Linked DNA regions of Homo sapiens: region 1 is linked to region 2. A link is a loop called in an ENCODE intact Hi-C map of the cell type or tissue named here. Cell type or tissue: IMR-90. All regions are shown on one strand.

The links. A loop is a pair of places that touch in the nucleus more often than their neighbours do. Peaks named below come from ENCODE experiments on the same cell type or tissue, not always from the same donor. Only the 100,000 strongest peaks of a DNase experiment are listed, where the experiment ranks them.
Region 1: a loop joins it to region 2, with 4 times the contacts of the local background. A loop is called at or near these places in 35 of 110 quality-filtered maps.

What each region holds. Positions count from the first base shown.
Region 1 is chr1:120,144,927-120,147,426 of GRCh38, forward strand. No RefSeq gene overlaps it. Among named protein-coding and RNA genes, the nearest start is that of SEC22B, 30 kb to the right of the region's middle. In IMR-90, a CTCF peak has its summit at 1,053; no DNase peak of the experiment used is centred here.
Region 2 is chr1:119,947,519-119,950,018 of GRCh38, forward strand. It overlaps NOTCH2 (notch receptor 2), which reads right to left. Exons shown (of 34, transcript NM_024408.4): 16 at 1,489-1,608; 17 at 896-1,048. Among named protein-coding and RNA genes, the nearest start is that of ADAM30, 52 kb to the left of the region's middle. RefSeq lists an enhancer at 1,148-1,442. In IMR-90, a CTCF peak has its summit at 1,292 (motif pointing right); DNase peaks (open chromatin) are centred at 163 and 1,313; H3K27ac peaks cover 269 bases.

The sequences.
Region 1 (2,500 bases), 200 kb after region 2:
GAGTGGGAAACAGGTAGTTTTTTCAAAAGAGTAAAGCTAGAGATTAACTGGCAAAAGCAGAAGGAATTGATAAACTGTAACTGAAAGCCTTCCTATTCCATCTCTGGTTGTAATAAAGCAGACAGAAAAAGCCTCACATTCAGAATTGGCTCTTCTAGCAATTATGAAAGAAATTACCCACCCCCTGGAGCTCTCTTGACATATAGGGTGTCCCTCTGGACTTTTTCTTCAAGCAAAGAGCAGCTATTTTGATTACAGATTAGAAAATTTATCTGTAAAATGGGGGATAGTAGCTATCAACTTCACAGGGCTATGGTGAGTATCAAAGGGAAAACATGTCTGTGAGAGCACCTTATACGCTATTAATATGCCTAGCCTACTTATAGTAGGCTAGCCTACTAGTTACTTATAGCCTACTGCTCAAGTTATCACCAAGGTCTGATTTTTTGACAAAAAAAAAATTGCAACCTCCGGCCTAAGTGAGTTAAGAACAGTTCAAATGATAGTTGCTCTTGTCATTACAAGATAATTCACTGACTAAAGATAGAAAGGCACGGGGATATTTGAATAATGAAAGAATGAGAAAGATTAGATGTAGACAACATTTTATCTGAATGACAAACATATACTCTATGATAGGAACACATTTAGACACTGCTGAGGATCACTCTTTGGACTTAGGTAGGCATCCTAAACTATAAATCAGGCCTGAACACCTTTTCTCTTACACATACAAAACAATTTATTTAAAAACTGGTGCTAAGTAGGATCTACAAATCTAGAGTTAAATGGAAAAACATGGGTAGGAGTTTCTGGAAATATAAGTCAAATAATTAACATAAGATTGAAGAAACAGTCAATTATTTTCTTCACAGGACAGAGAAAAGGAAAAATCTTATTTGGAATGAATGTTATATTTATTGTAATAGGATTAGCTTTGTCACCTAAATACCATCATTTTTAAAGGGCTATTCTTTACAGTATAGTTCTTTTCCTCTCAAGGAAAAACTGCTTTAGACATTTTAATTGAGGAAAAGGCAGAGCCTTTGGAGTTTTGCTGCCCGCTTCTGGGAACATGAAGTCATAGCCTGAGAAATTGCTAGAGGATCCTAAATATTGCAATATATAACAGGAATAATTCCCTTTTCCCTATCAAAAGTAAAATAACTGTGAAACTGGATGTTAGTCTCCAGAGAAAAGCCAGGATTGTACTGGTCACAAATGCTTTTTTAAACAGTTATAATAGTAATAGAAGTGAAACAGTATGGTATACTTGTACATCACTTCAAGGTTTATAAAATCTTCATGACCATTATTGCATTTTACCTTCTTTTATCCTCAAATAGTTCAAGTGAAGTAGGCAGAACAGACGTTATTCTCATTTTCACATGGGGAAACTGAAGTACACAGTGTCTAAAAAACTTACCTAAAGTTCTGCTAGAGTGCTGAGCTGGGCCTTGAAGTCGTCTCCCGACTCAGAGTTCAATGCTCTTTTCACCCACTTCCCTACTGCATGCAATGTAAGTAATTTGTTTCTGTTGCAGTTACATCCCTCCTCAGCAATGTCCACATTACACCACAGTGTCCAGTAATTTATAGAAAGAAATCTGCTGCTTTGTATATGATTCTAGCAAGGCTACGCTGTTATTGTGGCAAAAACGGATATATTTAAATTCCACAAACGAGTGGATGGGCTATAGCAGAACTTCTTAAACTTCTGCTTGGAAGTTCTTTAGTGTCTTTTTTTCTTCTTCTTCTTCTTAGATTCTTTAAAGCAAGCAGAGTTTTGTAATATTAAGTCTCAACTCTGCTACTAGGGAAAAATGAGTTTGAGAAAGACGGAAGAAAAAGTGGAGTATAAAAATTTTTAAAAATCAAGAAAAACCAATTTGAAAGTCAAAGTTCTTTTATTCTAAAGCTCTAAGTGTGCAAATAAACCCACTCTGTATATTTATGCAAATAGCTAAACAAAAGGCAGATAAATAGATATAATCTTCAGTCCATGTATTGGCCTAACTGCTTGTCCCTGCATGCCCAGTCCAACAAACCTCACTGCCTACCTACACAACCAGCAAGTAAAAAATTGGGAGTTTAGCAGGTACAAATTGCCATCAGTTGGTCAAAACTAAGCCGGTAAAACCAGTTTCTTGGGTATGGTAAAATATTTCTTACTTTATATGGCATATTGGTCAAGGTATTTATCACTGAACTGGAGTCACTTTTTCAAAAAATTAGTTAACAGATCTGAAATGCTCATTAAATATTGTCTCCACAACATAAAAGTAATCGTAAGCATAATGGTCAATTGGAAACATTCCCAGTCCAAGATTTGTTGCTATATTTGACTTCTGTGCTTTCTCCCCAAGTCTAATTTATCTCTATGCCTTAATTTCTCCTCCTTCTTTGCCTCCATACCTTTCAATTGTTTCTGCCACCAAAGAATCAATTTCACTTGCTGTATTTTTTTCCCTTCTCCAATGTGTTTACTATATGTTGATAT
Region 2 (2,500 bases):
AGCATATGGTTCAAACAGAACTTTCATACAATTCTGGTGAGAATGAAAATAGTACAACCACCTTGGAAAACATTCTGGCAATTTCTTAAAAAGTGAAACATACACTTACGACATGATTCACCGATTCTACTCCTAGGTATTTACTCAAGAGAACTAAAACCATATGTCCACACAAAGACTCATTCATAGCAACTTCATTTGTAATATCCCCAAATTGGAAAACACCCAAATGGCCATCAACCAATGAACTGTAATATGTCCATACAATGGAATACTGCAGAACAATAAACTAGAATGTACTATTGATATAAACAACATGGACGGATCTCAAATACTATGTTCATTAAAACAAGTCAGAACCTCTCCTGACTTATGCTTATCTAACTGCATTTATATAAAATGATAAAATCTGCCAACTAATAATCTATAGTGACAGAAGGTAAAACTGTGACTCCACAGGCAAGAAAGAGAGAAGGTTAAATTGCAATGGGATGAAGATAGTTTTAGGGTGACAAATATGTTTATTATTTTGGGTGATAGTTTCACTTACTATATGTCAAAATGTGCCAAATTGTACACTGAAAATATTTGCAGTTTAATGTACCTTAATTATACCTCAATAAATCTGTTTTTTAAAAAACACTATCATAGCATTGTCCTCACATTTTCAATGTTCACAAATTAAAGGGAATGCTTAAAATATATTCCACTGCCTCAATTCCCAAGGACACTAGCTTCAAAAGAAAGAGTTAAAACACTACTGTTAAATATGCTGGATAAATGACCGGTATGCCCAATGTCAGGCGTGAAAGGCGGCAGCCTCCACTGGGCTCTCCTCTGCTCCCTGTGTGTTTTCCTCTCCTCTGGGGGCTTAAGAGCTGACTGGCATACTCACTGGCAAGGCAGTCATCAATGTCCTCCTCACAGTCCATACCACTGAAGCCTGGTGGACATTCACACATGTAGCTGCCCTGGGTGTTATGGCAGAGACCATGGTTCATGCAGGGCTTGGAGATACACTCGTCAATGTCAATGGTACACCGCTGACCTAGGAACACAGGGCCAATAAATGACCTAGTCCTTGGAAGCTGATTCCCACAAAAATCTACGCAGGACCTGAGCTTAGTTGGGGTGCATGGAGCTATTCCACAGACAAACTGGTTGGCCCCCTGCTTTAGGAAGTTCCAGGAAGACTTCTGTGGCCTAGGAAGTTGCTGCCAAGGTGCTTAAACTCCCTGAAGAATGAACATCATGGCTTGTGAGGCTTAGGTTGCAGCCTTCCAGCCGCTAGGGGGCCCCGAAGACAAGGACAATGGAAAGGCTTTCTAAGCCATTTCAAGTAGCAGCTCCTTTGCAAAACCTGTGTGCTCTTGACAAGATGGACAGGCCTCATAAGACCAGCAGGGCCTTCCATATGATCTGATAACCTGACCACTTTGTTTAAAGTCAGAATGCATGTTCTTGGCTTCTCCACACCCATGTTCTTACCTTGCCAGCCAGGAGCACACAAGCAAGTATAACTCTCAAAATTTGGTGACTCTTTGCAAACAGCAGCATTCTCACAAGGGTTTGGGGAACAGGGAGCCAATACTGTCTGACAATTCTTGCCTAGAAAGTAAATGACAGAGTTTATGACAGATAAACAGGTAAGAAAACGAAAATTTTCCTTATCCCAAGGATGTTCTCTGAATTCAAGTCAAAAGTCCTGATTAAGAGGCTTTGAAAATGGAGAAGCCCATGATCTTTCCAGCATTGGCTCTGATATTGTTAACTGTGTAACCTTGGGCAAGATAGTTAGGGACCTCCTACAACTGTGATTTTATGAACTAGGCCTGTTAAATGTAGTTTCCCTACACTACTATTTCTTTTTTTTTTTTTTTTTTTTTGAGACGGAGTCTCACTCTGACTCTCAGGCTGGAGTGCAGTGATGCGATCTCGGCTCACTGCAACCTCCACCTCCCAGGTTCATGCCATTCTCCTGCCTCCGCCTCCCGAGTAGCTGGGACTACAGGCACCCACCACGACGCCCGGCTAATTTTTTATATTTTTAGTAGAGACGGGGTTTCACCATGTTAGCCAGGATGGCTGTGATCTCCTGACCTCGTGATCCGCCTGCCTCGGCCTCCCAAAGTGCTGGGATTACAGGGTGAGCCACCGTGCCTGGCCTACTATTTCTTCTAGAGGGGAAAAAGTAACAATGTGCTATCAAGTCTTTCAGGTAACACAGTCATGCTATGGCTATTCTGCTACTCTACACAACTTAGAGTCACTATTAACAGCTGCTATTAACAGCTCAAGACTCCAGGGAAGTAATAACTCAGCCATGCTCCTGACTGCATGCCGCAACCTGATGAAACAGGCAAAGTTATTGTCTATGTTTGTGTTTTGTTCCCTCTGAATGAGAAAAATAGATGAAGAGGAGATAAACAAGCCATAGAAATATAACCAATCACAAGAAGGCGATAATAAGCCAGTAGAAAACAAAGAATAAATGTCCCAA